Linked DNA regions of Homo sapiens: region 1 is linked to region 2. A link is an interaction called in ENCODE POLR2A ChIA-PET data of the cell type or tissue named here. Cell type or tissue: HepG2. All regions are shown on one strand. Links, peaks and the distances in the headings refer to the core of each region. The heading gives the core; the rest is flanking DNA. Region 1 overlaps MRPS10 (mitochondrial ribosomal protein S10). Region 2 overlaps C6orf132 (chromosome 6 open reading frame 132).

Evidence for each region. Peaks named below come from ENCODE experiments on the same cell type or tissue, not always from the same donor. Only the 100,000 strongest peaks of a DNase experiment are listed, where the experiment ranks them.
Region 1: POLR2A ChIA-PET joins it to region 2 with 5 read pairs; 7 of 35 experiments call an interaction of 5 or more read pairs at or near these places.

The regions. Positions count from the first base shown.
Region 1 is chr6:42,202,141-42,207,467 of GRCh38, reverse strand. MRPS10 (mitochondrial ribosomal protein S10) reads left to right here. Exons shown (of 7, transcript NM_018141.4): 7 at 1-661. Among named protein-coding and RNA genes, the nearest start is that of GUCA1B, 9.8 kb to the right of the region's middle. In HepG2, for the core only: no CTCF peak of the experiment used is centred there; a DNase peak (open chromatin) is centred at 3,017; H3K4me3 peaks cover 292 bases.
Region 2 is chr6:42,104,398-42,109,754 of GRCh38, reverse strand. C6orf132 (chromosome 6 open reading frame 132) reads left to right here. Exons shown (of 5, transcript NM_001164446.3): 4 at 2,172-5,292. Among named protein-coding and RNA genes, the nearest start is that of C6orf132, 36 kb to the left of the region's middle. RefSeq lists silencers at 4,932-5,081, 5,102-5,201. In HepG2, for the core only: no CTCF peak of the experiment used is centred there; a DNase peak (open chromatin) is centred at 2,924; H3K4me3 peaks cover 323 bases.

The DNA.
Region 1 (5,327 bases), core at 1-5,000, 98 kb before region 2:
CAGGCGGATCACGAGGTCAAGAGATCCAGACCATCCTGGCTAACACGGTGAAACCCCGTCTCTAATAAAAATACAAAAATTAGCTGGACATGGTGGCACGTGCCTGTAATCCCAGCTACTCAGGAGGCTGAGGCAGGAGAATTGCGTGAACCCGGGCCCGGTGGAGGCTGCAGTGAGACGAGATCGCGCCACTGCACTCCAGCCTGGCGACAGAGCGAGACGCCGTCTCAAAAAAAAAAAAAGAAAATTGTGCAAAGCATAGGTAAATATTTTTCTTTATTAAGCTTCTCACTGAGAAGCCCTCTTTATTTTGGTAAATGTCACTCTGTTTGTTAGGAGATGTCTGCTTTTCCATGAAATGAAATAGTGGCTAAAGCCCTGAAAGAGGCAAGACTACAATGGGCTGAAACAGTTGGTATAGCAACCCCAGAGAAGTGCTTCATTTTCTTTTTATAGTAGAAGCAGGTCCATGTCTTTTGTGGTTTCCTGCACATCTTTGGAGTAGTTATGACTTCTCAGTTTTTCCCCCCTTAAACTGCATTGCCTATTCTTTTTTCCTGACATGCTATCAGGTATCAGTGTGTTGAATACATACTGCTTGTGTATCAGACTTACGTTACTGTCATCACCATTAAAAGAATTGCAGCTTTGTGCCCCATGACCTTCAGCTCAGTTGTTGACTGTCATTCATGAATGCCTAAAGCATACTGACACCAGGTATAAGTACTTGAAGATCAAGAACTAGTCAATAAAACATGAGCAACATAATGGTAACTATGTGCAGCAAAGCAGCAATTTATGACACATTTTCATCTGAAGTAATTCTTTAAAAATAAATATAGACCCGGCCGGTTGTGGAGGCTCAAGCCTGTAATCCCAGCACTTTGAGAGGCTGAGGCAGGTGGATCACCTGAGGTCAGGAGTTCGAGACCAGCCTGGCCAACATGGTAAAACCCCATCTCTATTAAAAACACAAAAATTAGCTGGTCATGGTGGTGGGCGCCTGTAATCCCAGCTACTTGGGAGGCTGAGGCAGGAGGATTGCTTGAACCCAAGAGGTGGATGTTGCAGTGAGCCGAGATTGTACCATAGCACTCCATGTAAACCAAAGTCCTTAGTTTAGGACTTCCAATTATGTGTTAAAACCTCGGCTTAAATAAGCAAATGAACTACATGTGCACACATGCACGTGAGAAAAACTAGCAGTATTTCTTTTTTCTTTTTCTTTCTTTTTTTTTTTTTTTTTTTGAGATGGAATCTTGCACTGTCACCCGGTCTGGAGTGCAGTGGCGCGATCTCGGCTCATTGCAACCTCTGCCTCCCAGGTTCAAGCGATTATCCTGCCTCAGCCTCCCAAGTAGCTGGGACTACAGGCATGTGCCACCACGCCCAGCTGATTTTTGTATTTTTAGTAGAGATGGGGTTTCCCCATGTTGGCCAGGATGGTCTTGATCTCTTGACCTCGTGATCCACCTGCCTCGGCCTCCCAAAGTGCTGGGATTACAGGCATGAGCCACTGCGCCTGGCCCAAAACTAGCAGTATTTCTTCGACGAAAGTATTTGGCATATTTGAAGCCCGCTTCTTGATATAAACAAGTTTGGCATGAAGTACAGTACTGAAAAAATGATATAAACAAAATAACTTCTTAGCTTATCAGGATATAGCTATCTTGATAGGCTAAGAAGATTTTTGGTTTTCTTTTGTTGGTTTTAAATTAGGCCTCTGAGTAAAATGCATATCCTGAAAATTAGAATTAATGCCTGGGTCACACTTTCTGTCCATGGTGGGTATGGGAGATGGTGAGAGAAGAGTGGATTTGATAATATATGTTGGTGCAAAAGTAATTGCAGTTTTTGCCATTAAAAGTAATGGCAAAAAAAAAATAGAATGAACCGGCCAGGAGTGGTGACTCACGCCTGTAATCCCAGCACTTTGGGAGGCTGAGGCGGGCGGATCATGTGAGGTTGGGAGTTGGAGACCAGCCTGGCCAATATGAGAAACCCTGTCTCTTCTAAAAATACAAAATTAGCAGGGTGTGGTGGCGCATGCCTGTAATCCCAGCTACTTGGGAGGCTGAGGCAGGAGAATCCCTTGAACTCAGAGGTTGCGATGAGCCAAGATCACGCCATGGGCAACAAGAGTGAAACTCCATCTCAAAAAAAAGAAAAAAAATAGAATGAACCAGAAGGCAGGTAGGAAGTGAGATGATCTTTTTTCTTTTTCTTTTTTTTTTTTTTTTTTGTAGAGACAGAGTCTTGTTCTGTTGCCCAGGCTGGAGTGCAGTGGTACGATCAAAGCTCACTACACAATCGAACTTATGGGCTCAAGGGATCTTCCCACCACAGCCTCCCAAGTAGCTGAGACTAAATGTGTGCACCACCACACTCAGCTCATTTTTTTATTTTTTGGAGTCAGGGTCCTGCTCTGTCGCCCAGGCTGGAGTGCAGTGGCATGAACACAGCTCACTGCAGCCTTGACCTCCTGGGCTCAGATGATCCTCCTGCCTCAGCCTCCCAGGTAGTTGGAACCACAGGCATGTACCATGATACATGGCTAATTTTTTAATCTTTTTGTAGAGATGGGGGTCTCACTTTGTTGCCAAGGCTGGTCTCAAATTCCTGACCTCAAGTGATTCTTCGGCCTTGGCCTCCCAAAATACTGAGATTACAGGCATCAGCCATCATGCCCAGCCTATATTTTCTTCATATTAAATAAAATCATGTTCTCATCCAAGAGTCTTAGTATAACTACAGATCTCTGGTAAGACAGACTAAACTAGTTCAAGTGCCAAGTTTCAGTGCTTTGAAAGAATGGCATATGTTCCTGGCCCTATGACCATTTAAACATGCCACAGTGAATACATAAAGCAATCATTTTAAATTATTAGTCTAGTTTCTTAACATTTCTAGTTGTCTGCAACCATCCCTGTCTTACATTACATTATTAAGTTAGTTCTATTACAAGACTAATGAATGACAGAATAGAGCAAACATGGACTTTGGAGTCAGACAGACATGAGTCAGATAAGAGTTCAAACCCACTGACTGCCGTAAACTTGGGCAAGAGATTTAACCCTGTCAGGGCCTCAGTGTACTCATTAGTAAAGGTAATAATAAGTCTGTAGGAAATAATACCTACATACTTACATTTGACATATATTTAATGCTCCAGCTTAATAAGGTTGGAGTATTCGATAACTGATAAAAAACCTTGCACAGTATTGAGCAGGTAACAGACATTCAGTAAATGGCAGTACCATTCCGATGATACTTTAGATGCTTGTGTGCTATACTGTTCAAGAACCAGCTGGAAAAGACCTCAGGTTACCTCCAGGGTAGGGATAACATTTACCTTAGAGTTTTTGTTTTTGTTTTTTTGAGATGGAGTCTCGCTCTATCACCCATGCTGGAGTGTGGTGGCACAATCTCACTGCAAGGTCCGCCTCCCAGGTTCACTCCATTCTCCTGCCTCAGCCTCCCGAGTAGCTGGGACTACAGGCACCCGCCACCACGCCCAGCTAATTTTTTGTATTTTTAAGTAGAGACGGGGTTTCATTGTGTTAGCCAGGATGGTCTCGATCTCCTGACCTCGTGATCCGCCCGCCTCGGCCTCCCAAAGTGCTGGGATTACAGGCATAAGCCACCGCACCCAGCCCTTAGCGTTGTTTTTCAGACAGTTCTGGCTCTATCACCCAGGCTGGAGTGCAGTGACAATCTTGGCTCACTGTAACCTCCGCCTCCTGGGCTTAAATGATCCTCCTACCTCAGCCCCCTTAGTAGCTGGGACTATAGGCACACATCACCACACTCGGCTAATTTTTCTTTTTTTTTCTTTCTTTTTTTTTTCTGTAGAAACAGGGTTTTGCCATGTTGCCCAGGCTGGTCTCAAACTTGTAAGCTCAAGCAATCTGCCAGCCTCAGCCTCCCAAAGTGCTGGGATTATAGGCATGAGCCACAGCGCCCAGCCACAAACCAAAAATCCTTTGATTTTTATTAACACACTGAAGTACTTACCATTGTCCCCATTTTACAGGACAGAAAACCAAGGCTTAGAGAGTTGTTATTTGCCCACTCAGTCACCCTTTCAGCTTACAGATGAAGCTGTTAGTGACAGGGTCAGCCCTAGAAGCTAATTTGTAAGCAGGCTATGAGGTACTCAAATATCCACATACTAAATGCAGAATATTCAAAGCTAAATTCCAGGTTTGTTCACCTCTCACGTTACCAAAATGTACTCGTTTCCTCTAAAGCAGGGGTGTCTAATCTTTTGGCTTCCCTGGGCCACATTGAAAGAATTGTCTTGGGCCACACATAAAATACACTAACGCTAATAATAGCTAATTAAAAAAAAAATCATGAAAGAAAATCTCACAATGTTTTAAGAAAGTTTACCAATTTGTGTTGGGCTGCATTCAAAGCCGTCCTGGGCCGCATGCAGCCCGTGGGCCTCCAATTGGATAAGCTTGGTCTAAAGCTTAGAAGTAAAGTGATTGACTGGGAGGAAAAATTAATGAATTAAAGCAAGAAGCAAGATACACGGCACAATTTAGGTGGTCCCACTGCTCAGACTGGTCCTGAGGGAGGGGGCAACACAAGAGTTTAGGCATCAGCAAGGGGAGTCCTACTCGGTCACAAGAACACTCAGATGGAGATGATTCACAGTGGGGCTTCAGGTCCAGCCTGACTAGGGCTCAGAAGACATGGGTTTGTCGATTTTAAGCATATCTTTGCCCCTGGAGCCAGGCTTATGGCTGACTGCCTGCAATCCCCAGGACTCTCTTTCCAAATCCCCTGCTCAATTCCTAACCCTGCCCTCCTTAAATCCTTTCTATTGTTACTCACTTCAAGCTCTCATTTCTCTCTATGGATTCTTAATCCTCTTTATTTTATTTATCTATTTATTTATTTATTTTATTTTTATTTATTTATTTGTTTATTTTTTGAGACAGGGTCTGACTGTCGCCCAGGCTGGAGTGCAGTGGCACAATCTCGGCTCACTGCAACCTCTGCCTCCCAGGTTCAGGCGATTCTCGTGCCTCAGCTTCCTGAGTAGCTGGGATTACAGGCACCCGCCACCACGCCCAGCTAACTTTTGTATTTTTAGTAGAGATGGGGTTTCGGTGTGTTGGCCAGGCTGGTCTCAAACTCCTGACCTCAAGTGATCCGCCCACCTCAGCCTCCCAAAGCGCTGGGATTACTGGCTTGAGCCACCATGCCCGGCTGGATTTCTAATCCTCTTTAAAATGATATATTTATAACTCAGTAGCTCAGCGACATTTATTTATAGGGCAGGTCATGGGCAACTGACCCACATGAAAAACCAATTG
Region 2 (5,357 bases), core at 352-5,351:
GCTTCAAACTCACTAATGGCTTCCCGTGTCACTCAGAGAAAAGGTTCTTGCAAGGACTGCTGGAGTCTGACCGGAGTCTGGCCACTTTGCTTGCTTGCTTTCCCCTCCCACACTGCCCCGGCCACAGCATCTCCTGTTGCTCCTGAAATACCCCAGGCACATTTCCGCCTTGGGGTCTTTGCACTGCAGACCTCTCAGGTTAGAATGCTCTTCTGCGAGGCATCTGTGTGGCCGTCTCCCTCACTCCTCCCTTCTTTGCTCAAATGTCACCTTCTCTGCGAGGCCTTCTCAGACTGCTTTATTTATTTATTTATTTATTTATTTGAGATGGAGTCTCGCTCTGTTGCCAGGCTGGAGGGCAGTGGTGTGATCTCAGCTCACTGCAACCTCTGCCTCCCGGGTTCAAGCAGTTCTCCCACCTCAGCCTCTGAGTAGCTGGGACCATAGGTGCACACCACCATGCCCAGCTAATTTTTGTATTTTTAGTAGAGACAGTGTTTCACCATGTTGGCCAGGATGGTCTCTATCTCTTGACCTCGTGATCCACCTGCCTCAGCCTCCTAAAGTGCTCGGATTACAGGTGTGAGCCACCGCACCCGGCCGGACTGCCCTATTTAAATTGCACCTGCTGCACCCCTCCCCTGCTGGTGTTTTTTCCCATCGCACTCATCCTCTAATGTGATAATAATGTACTCACACATTATGTTCATTGTCCCGTTCAAGCGTAAGCTCCCTAGGAGGACCAGTGTTTGTCTGTTTTTTGTTTTGTTGGTTTTTTTGCTGCTGTACCCCAGCTCCTAAGTCCTGCCTGACAGTTGGGTGCTCAGTGAATGTTAGTTTTCCCCTTCCCCACTCTTGGTTTCTTCAGTTTGAAGTCAGGCAGCTGGGAGGAGCCCTTCAGAGCCGCACACTCCCCAGGTTCGCCACACTGTTAGGGACTGAGAGGAGGGGAGCAAAGGATGGGTGCCCCTAAGAAGGAAGTAGACTCTGGGAGAGGGGCTGGGGACCTGGTCCGAGGACAAGAGAGGGATGTGCGCTGCTGGGGCCAGGGGCTCTCAGCATCTCTTTAGCACCCAGATTGTCCAGGCCACCTTCCTTCTGCACACCCCTGTTCTATTCTGCAGTCCAGAATCTGCCTCCATTCTCTATGAAGTGGACAGCTGGGTTCTTAATAGTTTCAGGGTCTTTAGAAAGCAGGAGTAGTTTGTGCAAATTGCTCCCTCCTGCGGGTCTCTCACCCAGCCTTCCTCACTGAGGAGGTCTCTCGCCCCTGCCCCATGACTTCCTATCTCTTTCCCACCTTCCCTGTCTCACACAGTCTGAAAAGTTAAGCACAGATGGTAGGAATCAAAGTGGTTCCATTTTATTAAATGCCTACTGGAGGCCTGGCACCATGACAAGCCCTTTCTGTGTATTTGCATGGATTCTCTCATTTAATCCTCACAACAGCTGTAAGAAGCGAGCACTGACATCATGCCCCTTTGACAGATGAGGAAACTGAGGCTCAGCAAGGTTAATTAGTGTGTTCAAGGTCACTCATCTAATAAGTGGTAGAGCTGGGATTTGAACCCTGGACTTTCTGGCTTGGCCAAGGTCAAGGTCCCAGCAAGAAACAGATGGCGCACTCAAAGGGGATAACTGAAGAGAGTTGAGTAAAGGGACAGTATACCAGAGTGTGAGCTTGGTTAGGCGACTCTTGTCTCCTGGGGACAGTGACACCCAGGGACTGAACATAGTGGGAGAGGGACACCCCGACAGGACCTGTGTCTGCGGGGCAGGAAAGACAGCTGCTGCCAACCTGTGACGCAGCCAGGAGGCAGCCAGAGGAATCAGTGCCCTGGCCCTCTTGTCCCCACCCCCCATCTCAGGGGGCAAGGGAGTCCCGGCACAGGTTAGAGGGTGACTCTGGGGAGGCAAATGGAGGTAATTCCATACAGGCTTCAAAGGCTGTGCCAGGGACAGGCAGGAGACGCTCCCTAGAAAGAAGGGGGGACACCCCCAGGACAGCTCAGGAGACTGGACACAGGGCTGCTCCCTCTCTTGGTGTTCAGGAGAAAATGATCCAGTCATTCTCTTGGGTGCCCACCCCTGCCCCTGCCCTGGGTAAACAGAAATTGGCAGGGCTAGTCTGCCTTGTTCCTGCCCCCCATCTTTGCCTCTCCTTCTTTCAGGTACCAGCTCACTAGTCAATGGCAACCTCCGACTGTACAGCTCTGTGGGTGACCTGAGGCCTGGACAATATGGCCAGGATCTACTCATCCCCCCACCTCCCCCAGGCCCAGCCCCAGGGCCCCCTCAGGACATTTCAGAACCTCCAGGGGGGTCGCCACTGCCATCTCCACCTTCCACAGCACCCCCACCACCTCCCCTGCTGCTGGAACCCCCACCCCCGCCCAGCATGGCCCCACCTCCACCCCCAGTATTGGAGGCCCTATCCCCACCACACACTCTTTCCTCCCCATCCATACCCACCCCTCCTGACTTCATTCCCCCTGCCCCACCCTTGGCCTTTCTAGCCCCCCCACCGCCTCCTGTGCCAGCCCCAGCACCCCCAGCTCCAGCATCTCCTCACACAGTGGGGACTCGTCTCTTTCCCCCTGGGGGTGTCACCAAGTGGAAATCAGATGTAGCACTGAATGGCAGGCAGGCAGAGGCCACCAGAGCCAGCCCCCCGAGAAGCCCTGCTGAGCCAAAGGGGAGCGCCCTGGGACCTAACCCAGAGCCCCATCTCACCTTCCCCCGTTCTTTCAAAGTGCCTCCCCCAACCCCAGTCAGGACTTCGTCCATCCCAGTTCAGGAAGCACAAGAGGCTCCCCGAAAGGAAGAGGGGGCCACCAAGAAGGCTCCCAGCCGACTCCCACTGCCTCCCAGCTTCCACATCCGCCCCGCCTCCCAGGTCTACCCAGACAGGGCCCCCGAGCCAGACTGCCCTGGGGAGCTCAAGGCCACAGCACCAGCCAGCCCAAGGCTTGGCCAGTCCCAGTCCCAAGCAGATGAACGAGCTGGGACTCCGCCTCCAGCCCCTCCCCTGCCCCCTCCTGCACCCCCCCTCCCTCCCCCAGCACCCCCACTTCCCCCAGCTGCACCTCCTTTGCCCTGTGCTCAGAAGGCAGCCCATCCACCTGCTGGGTTTACAAAAACCCCTAAATCCAGCTCTCCTGCTCTCAAACCCAAACCCAACCCCCCCAGCCCAGAGAACACAGCGTCTTCAGCACCTGTGGACTGGAGGGACCCCAGCCAGATGGAAAAGCTGCGGAACGAGCTGGCAGCCTATCTCTGTGGCTCCAGGAGAGAGGACCGATTCCTCAGTCACAGGCCAGGCCCAACAGTGGCCCCTCAGAGCAAGGAGGGCAAGAAGGGCCCCCGCCTGCCTGAGAAGGAGACTCTCCTGAGCCTGCCAGCAAAGGACACTCCCCCAGGTGTTCCTGAAAAGAGTCTTGGCGGCAGCAGCCTGACAGAGACAGAGGCTGCCCCCAGCCTGACCCTGCCCTCTGTGGACTACATTCCCCAAGACTCTCCAACTCCCAGTGTGCGGCAGATCCGGAATGAGCTGGAGGCCCGGCTCTCCTCAGCAGCAGAGAAGGAGGCTAAGCCCAGCATAGGATCTCTGCCCCCTAAGCCTCGGCTAGAAGGGGGAAGAATTTGTGAAAACGGGGCTGATGATGACAAACTCTCCAAGCCTGTGGCCAAGAATCTGCCACCTCAATCCACCACCCTGCTGCCAACTACATCACTCCAGCCCAAGGCTATGTTGGGACCAGCCATACCACCCAAGGCCACACCTGAGCCAGCCATACCACCCAAGGCTACACTTTGGCCAGCCACACCACCCAAGGCCACACTTGGGCCAGCCACACCACTCAAGGCCACATCTGGGCCAACCACACCACTCAAGGCCACATCTGGCCCTGCCATAGCATCTACAGCCACAACTCTGCCCACCACCACATCCCAACTGATGGCAGAGAAGGACTCAGGCCCAGCTGGCCAGCCAGAGAAGCCAGCATCTCAAGAAGTTTCCACTCCCTCCCAGGCAAGGGGAGAGGGGTCCCCCTCAGAGGCCACTAGGCTGCCCACACAGGGAGCCCGCTCATCTGCAGCCTTCCCACCAAAGACATCTCCTGGTGGAGGAGAGGTGCCATGTCTCTACAAGCCCCACTGCCACCAGAGCAGCCTCAGCCGTGAGGTTGCTGTGGTGATGCCCACCCTGGCCAGAGGAGGGGCTGCAGGGCCAGGGGAGCCCGTGGAGGTGAAGGAGCCCCCAGGGCTGCCAGCCAAGCCTCCTGCCTCGGCCCAGCCCACTGATGAACTCCTCAGGCACCCGGTGACTGGGGAGGTGGTGGAGCGGGGCTCGCCGATGGCCCTGCTCCTGGCGGCCAGGCAGAGGGCTCAGAAGGGAAGGTCTGTAGGGGCTGCCCTGGGTCGGTCCTCTCTGCCAGGAAGTCTCCGTGACCACAGCCACCAAGCCGAGGCCAGCTCTGACAGCATCTTCCACAGCCAGGGCACGCCCAACTCCTTCACTGTGGTGCCCAAGTTACCCAAGGAGGCTGAGAAGGACTCCCCGCTGACGACCGAAATACCCAATAAGTGGGGGCCGCGGCTGGGAAGAGACGCAGAGGGCACAGAGCTGAGCCGCAGGCACAACTGGACAAAGCCAGAGCCCCAGGCCCCTGTGGCCTGGGAAAGAGTAGCTCCCTCCAACCTCCCCCAGGGCCACCCGCTGCCCAAGTCCTTCTCCTCCCCACCTTCTCCTTCGAACAAGAGGGAGGAGGAGGAGGAGGAGTTCAACTTCGAGGTCATCCCACCGCCGCCAGAGTTCAGCAATGACCCTGAGCCCCCGGCCCCGGCCCTCCAGTATCTGGGCCGCCAGAGCTCCCCTCCCCGGAACAACTACTCAGACTTGAGGCAGCTCCCGAACGCTGGCCCCGGGGCGCCCCCGGCTCTCGGCTTCTCGCGCTTTCCCGCGGGCGCGCGCTACGCCGGGGCTGGGGGCCTGGAGCGCTTCTCGGGAGGGGGCCGCTCGCTCATAAAGAAGCGCCTGTACGTCGGGGAGCCGCACCGAGGCCCAGGGCTACCCCACGGTGGCACCGGCCGCAGCCTGAGCTCTCCCAACTGCTTCGGGCCGCAGCCCGGAGGCCCCGAGATGCGGCGCGTGAACTCGGCGGGTCGCGCGCCCCCCGGAGGCCTGCACGCGCCGAGGCTGTCCCTGGAGGGCGCCGCCCGGGGCGCCGCGGAGGCCAAGCACAAAGCGCCCGGCAGCGCCGACTACGGCTTCGCCCCAGCTGCCGGCAGGTGAGCTGCGGGCCCGGCTGGTGCGGGAAGCCAGGAGGGGTGGAAAGCCAGGCGAGGGCCAAGGA